Regions from separate parts of the Homo sapiens genome. Here region 2 is linked to region 1. A link is an interaction called in ENCODE POLR2A ChIA-PET data of the cell type or tissue named here. Cell type or tissue: GM12878. All regions are shown on one strand.

Region 1 (8,000 bases):
ATACATTATTATTATCTCTATTTTACGGATGAGGTAATTGACACAGAGAAGTTGCAGTGACAGAGCCAGTAAGGGATGAATCTAGATTCAAACCTAAGTCGTCTGGCTCTAGAGGGAAACACTGTAAACAATATAAATAGATGTTATTCCTGGTGGTAGCACTGGAATATGTTGCACAGTTTTAGGAGACCCCATGGCAGATGGCACCATGCTGTGCTCTGGAGGTGACACTGGGGTCATTAACACCATCTTCTACATGAACGTGCAATGTGGCGGTCTAGGTCATGTCCTTCCTCCTCCCCTAATAAGTCTAGACTCTCTTCTTAATTCTGTCCAGTGCTCTCCTCCTGCGCAACTAAAGTTCTTCTTCATCTCATTTGGGAAACTAAAGCCCTTTCTGAATGGTTTTCCAGGGCACGTTGATTGATGCCATCAGTTCAGGAGTTCCTGAACTTGTCTTCATGTCAGAGTCACCCTTAGAACCTTATAATAATGCAAACCCCCAAGCCTCACCCCAGGATACTCTGAATAAGAAAGTCTGGGCTCGGCTCAGTGGCTCACACCTGTAATCCCAGCACTTTGGGAGGCTGAGGCGGGTGGATCACGAGGTCAAGAGATGGAGACCATCCTGGCCAACATGGTGAAACCCCATCTCTACTAAAAATACAAAAACTTAGCTGGGTGTGGTGGCAGGTGCCTGTAGTCCCAACTACTCGGGAGGCTGAGGCAGGAGGATGACTTGAACCTGGGAGGTGGAGGTTGCAGTGAGCTAAGATCATGCCACTGCACTCCAGCCTGGGCGACAGAGCGAGACTCTGTCTCAAAGAAAAAAAGAAAGTTTGGGGAAATCTGTATTTTTGATCCCTGATATTTGAAGTCTGTAAAGGAAAATAGTAGTATATTCATTATTATGTTCAATTAATATTAATATGCTGAATCTGATATTGAATCTCCTCTGCAGTGTCCCACCCTGGTGACACTCAGCCTTTGTACAGTGCTCACACTAGTCCCAGGTCTGCAACAGCAGCTCACATTGACTGAGTATCCCAGGCACCGGGACAAGGATGGATGGATGATCTCATCAAATCCACCCAAAATCCCTCAGGGCTCAGTGCAATTACCCCCAACCACAGGGAAACAGACTCCAAACGTTAAGTGTGTGCCTCAGGTCATAAGCTAGTAAGTGAAGTGCTCTGGTGCATGTGGGCCTGGTGTGCTGACTTCAAAGTGAGCATGATCACCTGCCGTGCAGTCCTGCTCCTGGGCTGCAGCACCTCCTCCCAGCCGTGCTTTGACCTCTCCTCATTTCTTATACATTATTCCTTTTTTTTTTTTTTTCGACAAAGTCTCACTCTGTCTACCAGGCTGGGGTGCAGTGGTGCAATCTCAGCTCACTACAACCTTCACCTCCCGGGCTCAAGCGATTCTCCTACCTCAGCCTCCTGAGTAGCTGGGACTACAGGTGCCTGCCACCATGCCTGGCTAATTTTTGTATTTTTAGTAGAGACAGGGTTTCACCATGGTGGCCAGGCTGGTCTCGAACTCCTGGCCTCAAGTGATCTGCCTGTCTTGGCCTCCCAAAGTGTTGGGATTACAGGCGTGAGCCGCCGCACTGGCCTCCATTTTTAAAATATGAAAACTGCAACTCAAAGAAGTCAAGAAAGTGGTCCAAGTCAAATAACTTACAAGTGGCTCAGGTAGACCTTGAAACACATTTGTCTGAGCCAAAATCCCAGTTTCCTCTCCATAAGTCACACGGCTTTCCTGCAGAGCCCCGCAGCCTCACGACCCAACCATATGTGACCTCAGCATAGGCAACACATGCAGCTGACCTTAAATAAATGCTTCTGGCCGGATGCGGTGGCTCACACCTGTAATCCTAGCACTATGGGAGGCAGAGGCGAGCGAATTGCCTGAGCTCGGCAGTTTGAGACGAGCCTGGGCAAAGTGGCAAAACCCCGACTCTACTAAAAATACAAAAAAAAAAAATTGGCTGGGTGTGGTGGTGCACACCTGTAGTCCCAGCTACTTGGGAGGCTGAGGTGGGAGGATTGCTTGAACCCAGGAGGTGGTGGTTGTTGCAATGAGCTGAGATCACGCCACTGCACTCCAGCCTGGGCGACGGAGCGAGACTCTGTCTCTAAATAAATAAATTAACTACCGCTTCTCACATGGGAAGATGAAGAGAAACTCTTGCACACAGACAACAGGAGACATGTATGTGAAAGTTCCCTGCAGTGCTGGTCACAGCAGATAAAAACCAGGCACAGCACACATGCCCTTCAGTGGAAGAATAGATGAAAGAAATGTGGGCTATTCACTCAGCAGAACGTTATGCAGCAGCCAAAACAACAGACATGCCACAATACAGAAGAATCTAAGCAACGTAATCTTAAATCAAAAAAGCAACCAGCCAGGCACATTGGCTCACACCTGTAATCCCAGCATTTAGGGAGGCAGAGGCAGGAGGATTGCTTGAGCCCAGGGGTTCGAGACCATCCTGGACAACATAGCAAGACCCCATCTCTACAAAAAGAAAGAAAAGGCCCGGTGTAGTGGCTCATGCCTGTAATCCTAGCACTTTGGGAGGCCAAGGCAGGTGGATCACCTGAGGTCAGGAGTTCAAGACCAGCATGGCCAATATGGTGAAACCTCATCTCTACTAAAAACATAAAAATTAGCCAGGCATGGTGGCACATGCCTGTAGTTCCAGCTTCTCAGGAGGCTGAGGCAGGAGCATCGCTTGAACCTGGGTGGCAGAGGTTGCAGTGAGCTGAGATTGTACCACTGCACTCCAGCCTGGACAGCAAAGTGAGACTCCATCTCAAAAAGAAAAAAAAAAAACTAACATTTTTTAAATGCATCTTTAGGAATGCATATAGATGCAATAAAACTACCTAAAAATGAAAGCAAAGGATTGATGGACAGAGGAATCAGGATGATTCTCAATTTGGGGAGTGAAGTGGGATGAGTATATGGTTAAATGTAGGTTATTGCCAAGGCCCTAGCTTTTGCTTTGGGTTTACAGAGCCTTATTACATTGGAATAAACCAATGAATGAAAGTGGACTGTCCACGGGTGAATGATGAGTGTCTCAGAATTCCATTATGATGATTGACCCAATTCTGAGCACCCTGAGGTCCAATTTAAAGAAAAGCTAGGTTAACCGATGAAGAAATGATTTGGCATGATGCATTATCAGCTCTTGGAAGGAGGGATTGAATTTTCTTCCTAGTTTTGATCCTCAGCTATGTGCCTTGAGGAAAACAATCACGAACGACAGCACAAAAGAGCCCAGAGAGAATACGTGAACTTGAACCCACTGATCACTGCGAGCAGGGCAGGTTGTTTAAGAGGGGATTCCATGGCCAAGTGAAGTGTGACTTCAGCAAACGCTCTCAAAACTATGATGCCTCCCACACAGAGAGCACACATGTGTGCATGCGCACACACCAGCCGCTGCTATGGAAGAAAAACACCTGTAACACCCACAGTCCAGGAGAAAACCTGAAGAGCAAATGCTTCTGCAAAGGTGACATGTGCATTTAAAATCACAGTATGATGCAAATGACATATCTTCTCTCCTAAAAGTATATTTCTCACATGGAAAAAGGGCTATGCCACATGAGAGAGAGGAAATAGAGCAGAAAGAGTGGCTGAGAGAAGTCCAGGTAAATTTTGCTGGCTTTTTATAATTCGACTGGCCCTCCCTGAAGACTGGGCAATAGAATTTCCTCCTCCCTGGGGCTGTTGAGCTTGTCAATTCTCTGATGACACAGTCACCAAGTTCTGAGACCCTGCTGGAGACAAATGTCCACAAGGAGGAGGCAGCGAGCTGCAAAGAGCCTGGCACTCAGTGAAGGAGCCTGCCTAGACGCAGCTTCTCCCACAGCCTGCAGCTGCTGTTCTCTGTGCTACAGGAGAGCACTACCGCGCTGATGACCATTAGAAGGACCACACGCTGAAGTCCCAGCTACTTGGGAGGCTGAGGTGGGAGGATCACTTGAGCCTAAGATGTCGAGGCTGCAGTGAGCTGTGATCACTCCACTGCACACCAGCCTGAGCAACAGAGACTCAATCTCAAAAAAACAAAAACAAAAACCAAGAAGGACCACAAACTCCCGGAGTCCTAGCCCATGGGGATAGTCGGATAGTCTCTTTCTCTTTCTCTCTGTCTTTTTTCTTTTTCCTTTTTTTTTTTTTTGAGATCGAGTCTCGCTCTGTCACCCAGGCTGGAGTGCAATGGCACGATCTCAGCTCACTGCAACCTCCACCTCCCAGGCTCAAGCAATTCTCCTGCCTCAGCCTCCCGAGTAGCTGGAATTACAGGTGCCCACCACTATGCCTCGCTAATTTTTTGTATTTTTAGTAGAGACGGGGTTTCACCATGATGGCCAGGCTGGTCTTGAACTCCTGACCTCAGGTGATCTGCCCACCTCAGCCTCCCAAAGTGCTGGGATTACAGGCATGAGTCACCGCGACCGGCTCCATGGGGGTGGTCTTAATGCCACAGGTTCCAGGTAAGAGTGGCTATTGTATGTCCCAGGAATGAGGGTGTTGGGGCAGATATGGCGATGTCACTGAGCACTTTCTGTACACTTCTGGAGAGGCAGACCCCCTTGGCGTCTCCTCCTCCTGATCCTGACTGAGTGGCAGGATAGGTTGGAACTTAGCGTCAAGAAAGTTCAGTGTGCCAGAGAGTTTTTCCAACTATGGAGCTAAAAGCACCAAACAAACCTCCACAGTCCCTTCCTGAGCCACAGTTCTCGGCTGATGATTCTATAAGCAGAAGGCAGCTGCAGGATGGCGGAAAGCGTATCAACGTGGGGCCAGACCACTAGGGACTGAATCTTGGTTCTGTCTGCCGTCTGCAGGATCCTGGTGATGAACTTAATGTCCCAGACTCTCACTTTCATCATCTATAAAATGGGAAGAATTATAGCCTCCTCCAGGGGAGTATTGGATAAGATTAAGTAGATAATACATGCAAAAGAGTCGATGACATCATGCGACACATTGGTGTCACAATAAAGGTTCACTTGTTCATCATGCATCCTTGTATCTCCCGGAAAGCACCCAATGGAGAAGGCAAACGACATGGCAGCAGAAGTCTGGCATCATGGGCAGGGCCTGGGCGGCCTTACAGAGGCTCTCTCTTATTAGAGGCTGCTTCTCAATGGTCAAAAAGGTGGCTCCTTGGGATGCTGGGACAGGAGAAGTTATCACTGGGGGACTTTTCTAGGGAAGGAAACGTTTGTGCCTAGTGGCCACTTCCTGGGTGAAGCCCTCCCCGAGTCCCACCTTCCTCCTCACCTCCAGGCAGAGCAAGCGGTCATCCTCTCCTCCAGACTTCTGGCACGCTCATGTTATTCACAATGACAGCTCCCATATTGAGCACTCAGTATATACCAGGCACTGGGCTTAGCACTTACCATGCATTCTTTCTTTCTTTCTTTTTTTTTTCTTTTTTCTTTTTTTTTTTTTTTTTGAGACAGGGTCTTGCTCTGTCGCCCAGGCTGGAGTGCAATAGAGCAATCTCGGCTCACTGAAGCCCCTGCCTCCCGGCTGAGGCGATTCTCATGCCTTAGCCACCCAAGTAGCTGGGATGACAAATGCTCACCACCACACCCGGCTCATTTTTGTATTTTTAGGAGAGACGAGGTTTCACCATGTTGGCCAGGCTGGTCTCGAACCCTGGACCTCAAGTGATCCACCTGCCTTGGCCTCCCAAGGTGCTGGGATTACAGGCTTGAGCCACCCAGGCCCGGCCGCATTCTTTCATTTAATCCTCATAATGACACTTTGAAAGAGGAAAGTGAAGATTAGCAACATGAAATAATAGACAAAGCTGCACAGATAACACACAGTGGAGTCAGGATGCAGACCCGGGTCTGCTGGGTCCAAGCTTGAGCTTTCAGCCACTGCACTACAATGCCTCCCTCATGCACCATCATGACCCTTATCCCATGATATGATCTTTCTGCACCTGTTAGTCACAAGCGGTAGACTGTCGGCTGTTTAGAGTCAGGAACTGTAGCTCTTTTGTCTATTTATCCTGAGTGCCTAGCACAGTACCTGGCTAAGAATGAATGAAAGGAAGGAAGAATAAATGAACAGATCTTCTCCAAAGCCCCAAGGAAGGAGACAGCACCATTGTTCCTCCTAGGTCAATACAACTCAAAACCTCCATTCCCATCCAAGCATGCCAGAGGGGGAGGGGATAGGTGGCTGCATATGGAGGCTGCCCCTTCCCTGCAGTGCACCCCTCACCCATTCCAACAGCCCAGAGCTTAGTCATGGGAGAAACGTTGCAGTGAACCGAGATTGCGCCACTGCATGGGCAACCAAGCAAGACTCTGTCTCAAAAAAAGAAAAAAGAAAGACGACAATATTATTGTATTATATTGTATTCTTTCTAAGATTACAATGTAATATATTGTATTTAATATATTGTATCTAAGAATAAATATTATATACTGTAAGAAAAAGAAAGTTATCTAAATACAAAGAAGCCATCCTATATAATATTATTTATTAATATATAATATCTTATTCTCAAATACAATATTGTTCAGCCTTAGAAAGAAATTAAATTCTGACACATGCTACAACATGGATGAACCTTGAGAACATTAAGCTAAGTGAAATTAGCTAGTCACGAGAAGAAAAATGCTGTGTGATTCCACTCTTATGAGATACCTATATTAGCCAAATGCATATAGACACAGAGAGTAGAAAAGTGGTTGCCAGAGGCTGGGTGGAAGGGGAATGAGGAGTTGTTGTTTCATGGGTATAGAGCATTAGTTTCACAAAACAAAAAGAGTTCTGGAGATGAGTTGTAAGACAATGTAAATGCACTTAACACTACTGAACTGTACACTTAAAAATGGTTAAAATGGTATATTTTTTATTACGTATATTTTACCACAATTTTAAAAAATTTAAAAGAGAACAAATATATATATATATATATATATATATATATATATATATATATATATATATATATATAGTTGTTGTTGTTGTTGTTTTGAGACAGAGTCTCTCTGTCTCCCAGGCTAGAGTGCAGTGGCATGACCTCGGCTCACTGCAACCTCCACCTCCCAGGTTCAAGCAATTCTCCTGCCCCAGCCTCCCAAGTAGTTGTAATTACAGGCACATGCCACCACACTCGGTTAATTTTTGTGTTTTTAGTAGGGACAGGGTTTCACCATGTTGGCCAGGCTGGTCTCGAACTCCTGACCTCAAGGGATCCACCCGCCTCAGCCTCCCAAAGTGCTGGGATTAGGCATGAGCCACCACACCTGGGCAACAAAAATATAATTCTTGGAAACTGAAAAGAATTTTGCTAAAAAGTAATGCATTGTAAGTATTTTAAAGATGACAGTAGGGAAATATCCTAGTTCATAGAGCAGAAAAGACAAAGAGATGGAAAATGATCATATCTGACTACTTGGGAACTTCAGAAAATACAGTAACAATTAAGGGGAGAAAAAAATTAAATCAAGAGAATTTCCCAGAGAGGAAAGGAGACACACATCTTCAAATTGAAAGGGTAGACTGAGTACCCAGCACAATAGATATAAATAGGCATATGGTTATATAAATTCATGCAGAATATCAGAAACCCATAGATTAAGAAAAGATTTTAGAGGGCGGGCACAGTGGCTCATGCCTGTAATCCCAGGACTTTGGGAGGCTGAGGTAGATGGATCACCTGAGGTCAGGAGTTCAAGACAGACCATCCTGGCTAACAGGATGAAACCCCGTCTCTACTAAAAATATAAAAATTAGCCGGGCGCAGTGGCATGTGTCTGTAATCCCAGGTACTTGGGAGGCTGAGGCAGGAGAATCGCTTGAACCTGGGAGGCAGAAGTTGCAGTGAGCCGAGGTCACACCACTGCACTCCGGCAAAGACAGAGAAGAAAGAAAGAGAGAGAGGGGGAGGGAGAGAGGGAGGGAGGAAGGAGGGAAGAAATGAAGGAAGGAAGGAAGGAGGG
Region 2 (8,000 bases), 590 kb after region 1:
CCAGGACCTGAATGCAGTCAGGCTAGAGCCCCGGATTCCTCAGATCTCGGCTGCTCTTTGTTTTCGGAGCATGTGGAGGCACTGAGGGCCAGGCACCATTCCACACCTTAAATTCCCTCAGTCTGAACAGACACCAGGATCTGCCCTAGGGGCCTCAGCCATCAGTGCGACACCTTCGCTAGTGACTGGCATTGTTTAACTACAGAATGAACTGGACCGACCCCTCTTTTCTTCAGCTGGCCAGCTCTGAACTATCAACACAGCCCTGTCAGCATCTCTTCACCAAGCCTTCTCTTGCGCCACATGGGGCTCAGGGCCCTGACTCTGGGCTGCTTTCCTTAGCCCCTCTGCCTCACACACTAACCATGTGGCCATGCTGGCAGGGACGGCACTGCAGTCACCTCTGAGGCCTCAGGGCCTGGCACAATGCACACAGATTTGTGGAACAGCTGGCTGAACAGATTCGAGATCTATCTAGTCTGTATCAAGGACTTTCTGTTGGCTTTTGGCAGGAGCCCTAAGAACCGCTATGGGGACACGAGGAATGGCGTGGGCAGGTGAAGGGCTGCGGTTTCCACCTCCGGAGAGTGAAGGACCTACCGTCAGGGCCTGGAGCGCCTCCCATTCCTGTGGGGACTGGATCTTGTGGGCCAGCAGTCGGACGGCGATCTGTGGCCTGGGGGACAAGCAGAACACACTCCAGTGCACTAAGCCTGGGGCTACCTGGCTGGCCCTCCTTGGCCATGGTTGTTCCCCTTCCCAGTCCGCTCCCTCTCAGCTGCCCCCACAGTGCTGAGACTCACCCTTCCAGCTCCTTGTTGATCTGATCACAGAAGCCAATTATGTATTCCCAGTCCTCCTGGCGGTTGGAAGGATTGGTGGCTTTATCTTGCAACACAACAAAGAAGAGGACAAGTGTTAGGAAGAGCAATGAGGATGCAATGGAAGGTTTTCTTCGCAAGTTTTAAGCACTAAGAGTTTGCTTTCAACTTTACTCTCTAATAGAGAAGCCTCAGTAGAACAGTCAGTAGCAAGGAGACAGAAAAAAAAAAAATTCAGTCGGAGAGCAAATACAAATACTGCTTTCTGTCCAGTATTTTGAAAGTCACAAATAAAAGAGAAAACAAATTCTGTCTCATGAAGCTTAGAGTGGAATCAAGGTCAAAAGGACAAACACAAATAATTAAAATATTCCCAAAAAAATGCCTACATGAAACATGTAAAGATAATAAAGGGAACTCCAGCTATATAAAAATGAGCTCAGTGTTAAGCAAGTGGAGATGGTCAAGAAGGGTTTTTGGGGAAACTGAAATCAGACTGAACTAGATAAAAAAATACATATTTGTAACCACAAATTTTTTTTTTTTTTTTGACATGGAGTCTCGCTCTTGTTGCCCAGGCTGTAGTACAGTGGCACGATCTCGGCTCATTGCAGCCTCTGCCTCCCGGGTTCAAGTGATTCTCCTGCCTCAGCCTCCCAAGTAGCTGGGACTACAGGTGCATACCACCATGCCCAACTAATTTTGTATTTTTGGTAGAGACGGGGTTTCTCCATGTTGGTCAGGCTGGTCTCAAACTCCCGACCTCAGGTGATCGGCCCGCCTTGGCCTCCCAAAGTGCTGGGATTACAGGCGTGAGTCACCGCGCCCAGCGAATATTTTCCACATACCTGTCAAAAGGTTTTTCCAGACCTAGCCTTCCATAATGCTTTAAGTGTTTTTGAAATTGCACATAATGCTCATCATTGTCAAGCCAACAACATTTACTTAGCCCCTACTAAGCCCTGGTCACCGTGCAACTTGCCTGGGATTGCAGCTTGAGTATCTAGCACCCCCAGGCTCTAATGGCCTTCCATGGTCAAGCACAAACACAAGTACTAGAGTTCTCAGAGGGCCCCTGGGATTTAAAATCCAGGCACCAAATGCAAAGTTCTGATATTTGGCATGGGCTCTCCTCAGTTACCTTCCCAAACCTGTGATTACACTGAAGAGCCCAGCTGAGGGTGGTTACATGGGTTCCCATCTCTGATTCAGGTCCAGAGCCTCCCTCTTCAGAAAGCACTCTCCAGCTGTTTGCTAAATTTAGGGCTTTGGGTTCTGAAGACAAATGGAAGGCTGAAGACGCACACCCCTTAAAACACTCCTGCTCCCTCCCCAGATCTCTATGAGGGCCCAAAGCAGGGTGTCAGAGCCCCTCCCGACAAGGCCCTCTCTGTCATTACTTTCTGAATTCTGATTTCTCATAATTGTATTTTGTTAACTTTAAAAATCACCAGCTACGGGGCCGGGCGTGGTGGCTCACGCCTGTAATCCCAGCACTTTGGGAGGCCGAGGCGGGCGGATCACGAGGTCAGGAGATCGAGACCATCCTGGTTAACACGGTGAAACCCCCTCTCTACTAAAAATACAAAAAGTTAGCTGGGCAAGGTGGCGGGCGCCTGTAGTCCCAGCTACTCGGTAGGCTGAGGCAGGAGAATGGCGCGAACCCGGGGGGTGGAGTCTGCAGTGAGCTGAGATCGCACCACTGCATTCCAGCCTGGGCGACAGCGAGACTCCGTCTCAAAAAAAAAAAAAAAAAAAAAAAAAATCACCAGCTGGGCCGGGTGCAGTGGCTCACGCCTGTAATCCCAACACTTTGGGAGGCCGAGGCAGGCGGATCACCTGAGGTCAGGAGTTCAAGACCAGCCTGACCAACATGGAGAAACCCCATCACTACTAAAAATACAGAATTAGCTGGGCATGGTGGCACATGCCTGTAGTCCCAGCTACTCAGGAGGCTGAGGCAGGAAAATCGCTTGAACCTGGGAGGCAGAGGTTGCCTTGAGCCGAGATCGTGCCATTGCACTCCAGCCTGGGCAACAAGTGAAAACTCTGTCTAAAAAAAAAACAAAAACAAAAACAAAAAAAACAAAACAAAAAAAAAAAAACTCACCAGCTGGATGAACACATCATAACAGAGACTCCAGCTCCTTCACTGGCAACAGGGCTGCAGGGATCTGAGTAGCGACAGCTGCCAGGCAGAGGGAAGGCCCGTGGCACCCAGTGTATCACCCTGCTTCCCAGGTCGGGGCTCGGCCTCCCCGGCAGTGTTTCTGTTGTGGCTGCAAGGGGAAGATTCTGATGGTTTAGGTTCATATTTATTTATTTATTTATTTTGAGATTGAGTCTCGCTGTGTCACCCAGGCTGGAGTGCAGTGGCGCGATCTAGGCTCACTGCAACCTCCACCTCCCAGGTTCGAGCTATTCTCCTGCCTCAGCCTCCCGAGTAGCTGGGATTATAGGCATGCGCCACTATGCCTGGCTACTTTTTGTATTTTTAGTAGAGATGGGGTTTCGCCATGGTGGCCAGGCCTCCTGACCTCAGGTAAGGAGGTCAAGACCAGCCCTGGCCTCCCAAAGTGCTGGGATTACAGGCGGGAGCCACCGCACCCCGCCTAGGTTCCTCTTTAGAAGAAAAAGAAGGTGTCTGTCTTCAATCTTGAAAGAGAATTAACAGGTCCTTCAAAATCTGGAGCTTGAAAGGAGGGGAGTTAAATGTAATCAAGGGTAGCCATTTGGAAAGAAATGTCTGGCAATCCTGCATTACTGTATGGTAGCCTACCAGCTATCACATTCCAAATGCCAAGTCTCTCCCACCAATTGTCTGAAATTTCCTCAGGCATTAGCGTAGCTCTGTTACTAATTCCTATCAGGTGCTTAAAGTTCTCACATAACACCAAAAGTCTACAGGGTACAAAAATTGAATGGTCTGAGAAGCAATCCCCATCCCCCAGGGCTATTATTTTGGGAACAGTCATACACCTTGTGACAGAAGAAAAACTGGCCCACTCACTTTCACTTTTTGCACGGGGAAAAGCATCTTCTGAGTACAGAGTAAAATGTGGATCCCCCCAACCCCCGAAGCAACTGGTATTCACCATACGTTATCTTCTTCCCAAGTCTATTAGACTTCCAACAGCATTTCTACTTCCAAGAACACTCCTGCCCACTTTTCACTTGTATTAATTTCTCTAGAATCTCACTTTCTTCCACCTTGATAGACCTTTTTATGGCAAATCCACAGGGAGCTCTTTGCCTACTCACGGGCACAAAAAGCCCTAGTTTCTGCAATGGTCAGTTCCATGTCTATCTCCTCCAGCTCTCTGGGCAGCTCAGAAAGCAGAGCTCACCCGCCCACAGGAACGGGAAGGAACCTCTGGGGATAATTCTGGGTGACTTGATCTTTCCATCTGCCTACTGCCTCCCCAGCAGATGCACACAGCCTCCCACCCACTCAACATTTCCTTCACCTGGCATAGAGGTGACACCCGAGCTTCCCCTATAGACCTTGCCTTCCCGAACCGCCCCTCCGGGCTCTGCTCTGACTCATGGTTTCTGTCTATTTTCGAGTCTCTGTTGAAAGCCTCATCTGTTTCTGTGTCTCTGGATTTCCTGCTTTCATTTTTCAGCTTCACTCCATCGCTAGCCTACTCTCGTGGGACTTAAAACGTCATGTGGGGATGGAAACAGCAGCATTGGGTACCCCATTCCAGCACGGCTCAAACATTCCAGAGAAAACAAGATCTACATAGCAGGCTGGATGCGGTGGCTCACGCCCGTAATCTCAGCACTTTGGGAGGCCAAGGCAGGTGGATCATTTGAGGTCAGGAGTTCAAGACCAGCCTGTTCAACATGGTGAAATCCTGTCTCTACTAAAAATACTAAAATTAGCTAGGCACGGTAGCACACACCTGTAATCTCAGCTACTTGAAGGCTGAGGCTGGAGAACTGCTTGAACCCAGGAGGCAGAGGTTGCAGTGAGCCATGATTGTACCACTGCACTCCAGCCTGGGCAACAGAGTGAGACTCCATCTCCAAAAAAAAAAAAAAAAAAAATTATATACATATGGTCTGGGCACGGTGGCTCACGCCTGTAATCCCAGCACTTTGGGAGGCCGAGGCAGGCGGATCACCTGCGTGAGGTTAGGAGTTCGAGACCAGCCTGACCAACATGGTGAAACCCCATCTCTACTAAAAACACAAAATTAGCTGGGCATGGTTCCGCGCACCTGTGATCCCAGCTACTCAGGAGGCTAAGGCAGGAGAACCACTTGAACCCAGGAGGCAGAGGCTGCAGTGAGCTGAGATCAGGCCATTGCACTCCAGCCTGGGCCACAGAGTGAGGCTCCATCTCCAAAAAGAAAAATCTACGTAACAAATGACTTACAAACAAGCAGAAGCAAGAACATGGGCTGGAAAGGGAATAAAGGTCAACCTTCACTAGGGTCCTGAATGGAAACACAAACTTAGTCAATCACCAAGTCTTTGTTAAGCACCCGCAGACAATGAAGTAAACAGCATGTCAGCATGCCAGACCCTGGAGGGACTACAGAAAAAGTTCCAGACACAGATTTTACCCTCAAGGAGGCTGTGCTCTCCTGGTTCAATACATGAAAAAAAAAAAAAATCAGTTCAAAAAACAAGACAGTAGATAATTGGGCTAATTTGGTACAGAAATGAGTGTAAAAACAAATGTATGGCCCAGGCACGGTGGCTCACACCCGCAATCCCAGCATTTTGAGAGGCTGAGGTGGGTGGATCGCGAGGTCAGGAGTTCAAGACCAGCCTGGCTAAGATAGTGAAACCCTGTCTCTACTAAAACTACAAAAATTAGCCAGGCGAAGTGGCAGGCGCCTGTAATCCCAGCTACTTGGGAGGCTGAGGCAGGAGAATCGCTTTAACCCAGGCGGCAGAGGTTGCAATGAGCTGAGATTGTGCCACTGCACTCTAGCCTGGGCGACTAGAGTGAGACTCCTTCTCAAAAAAAAAAAAAAAAAAAAAAGCATCACTTCTTTTTCCTGACTTCCCCATTTCTTTTTCTTCTTCCTTTTTTTTTCTTTTTTGAGACAGGGTCTCACTCTGTCACTCAGGCAAGAGTGCAGTGGTGCGATCATGGCTTCACTGTAGCCTCAACTTCCCAGGCTCAGATGATTCTTCTACCTCAGCCTAGCTGGGACCACAGACACTCACATCACACCTAGCTAATTTTTTGTACTTTTGGTAGAGACAGAATTTTGCCATGTTGCTCAGGCTGGTCTTGAACTCCTAGGCTCAAGCAATCTGCCTGCCTTTAACTCCCAAGGTGCTAGGATTACAGGTGTGAGTCCCAGTGCCTGGCGTCTTTCGTTTTTTTTTTTCTTTTTTGTTGTTTGAGACGGGGTCTCACTCTGTCACCCAGGTTGGAGTGCAGTGGCTCTTACAGCTCACTGCAGTCTCTGCCTCCCAGGCTCAAGTGATCCTCCCACCTCAACCTCCTGAGTAGCTGGGACCACCCACAGGCGTGTGCTTGTTCTTTTTTTAGAGATGGGGGTCTCACTCTATTGCCCCGGGCTGCAGTAGGCGATCATGGCTCACTGTAGCCTCCAACTCCTGGGCTCAGGCGATGCTCCCACCTCAGCCTCCTGAGTAGCTGGGACCACAGGAATGAGCCACTGCATGTGGTCTATTAAGTCACTATTCCTATAAATGCTGCACCTTCCAAAAGTCCCCTATTCCCCCACCTCTTTTTTGACTCCTTCTTCCCTCTCTCCTCATCCATTCCTCTCAGTCTTGTGGTCCTTTCCTTCTCAATGTCTTCTTAAATCCCTTCCTTCCTTATCCCTACCCTCCACTCCTTCTCACCTGCTTCTAGAACTTCTGTTCTAATCCATCCTAATCCTATGTAAAGTCCCTATTGTCAGGCCTCTGAGCCCAAGCCAAGCCATGGCATCCCCTATGACTTGCACGTATACATCCAGATGGCCTGAAGTAACTGAAGATCCACAAAAGATGTAAAAATAGCCTTACCTGATGACATTCCAGCATTGTGATTTGTTTCTGCCCCACCCTAACTGATCAATGTACTTTGTAATCTCCCCCACCCTTAAGAAGGTTCTTCGTAATTCTCCCCACCCTTGAGAATGTACTTTGTGAGATCCATCCCTGCCCGCAAAACATTGCTCTTAACTTCACCGCCTATCCCAAAACCTATAAGAACTAATGATAATCCACCACACCATTTGCTGACTCTCTTTTCGGACTCAGCCCGCCTGCATCCAGGTGAAATAAACAGCCATGTTGCTCACACAAAGCCTGTTTGGTGGTCTCTTCACATGGACGCGCATGAAATTTGGTGCCATGACTCGGATCGCGGGACCTCCCTTGGGAGATCAATCCCCTGTCCTCCTGTTCTTTGCTCCGTGAAAAAGATCCACCTACGACCTCAGGTCCTCAGACCCACCAGCCCAAGGAACATCTCACCAATTTTAAATCAGGTAGGCGGCCTCTTCTTACTCTCTTCTCCAACCTCTCTCACTATCCCTCAACCACTTTCTCCTTTCCACTCTTCAATCTCTCCCTTCTCTTAATTTCAATTCCTTTCATTTTCTGGTAGAGACAAACGAGACACGTTTTATCCGTGGACCCAAAACTCTGGCGCTGGTCACAGACTGGGAAGGCAGCCTTTCCTTGGTGTTTAATCATTGCAGGGACACCTCTCTGATTATTCACTCACGTTTCAAAGGTGTCAGACCACTCAGGGACGCCTGCCTTGGTCCTTCACCCTTAGCGGCAAGTCCTGCTTTTCTGGGGGAGGGGCAAGTACCACAACCCCTTCTCTCCGTGTCTCTACCCCTTCTCTGCATTTCTGGGGGAGGGGCAAGTACCCCTCAACCCCTTCTCCTTCACCCTTAGCGGTAAGTCCCGCTTTTCTAGGGGGCAAGAACCCCCAATCCCTTATTTCCGCACCCCGACCTCTTATCTGTGTGCCCCAATCCCTTATTTCCACACCCTGACCCCTTTCCTGCTTTTCTGGAGGGTAAGAACCCTCGAACCCCTTCCCTCCGTGTCTCTACTCTCTCTTTTCTCTGGGCTTGCCTCCTTTACTATGGGCAACCTTCCAGCCTCCATTCCTCCTTCTCCCTTAGCCTGTGTTCTCAAGAACTTAAAACCTCGTCAACTCGCACCTGACCTAAAACCTAAATG

What was found. ChIA-PET counts read pairs that join two places held together with the same protein. Peaks named below come from ENCODE experiments on the same cell type or tissue, not always from the same donor. Only the 100,000 strongest peaks of a DNase experiment are listed, where the experiment ranks them.
Region 2: POLR2A ChIA-PET joins it to region 1 with 7 read pairs; 1 of 35 experiments calls an interaction of 5 or more read pairs at or near these places.

What each region holds. Positions count from the first base shown.
Region 1 is chr17:74,653,786-74,661,785 of GRCh38, forward strand. No RefSeq gene overlaps it. Among named protein-coding and RNA genes, the nearest start is that of RAB37-AS1, 20 kb to the right of the region's middle. In GM12878, a CTCF peak has its summit at 3,823 (motif pointing right); a DNase peak (open chromatin) is centred at 3,826; H3K27me3 peaks cover 178 bases.
Region 2 is chr17:75,245,909-75,253,908 of GRCh38, forward strand. It overlaps GGA3 (golgi associated, gamma adaptin ear containing, ARF binding protein 3), which reads right to left. Exons shown (of 17, transcript NM_138619.4): 2 at 804-888; 3 at 601-676. Among named protein-coding and RNA genes, the nearest start is that of GGA3, 12 kb to the right of the region's middle. RefSeq lists enhancers at 4,617-4,716, 4,727-4,836 and a silencer at 5,160-5,454. In GM12878, no CTCF peak of the experiment used is centred here; a DNase peak (open chromatin) is centred at 4,393; H3K4me3 peaks cover 1,835 bases; H3K27ac peaks cover 3,324 bases.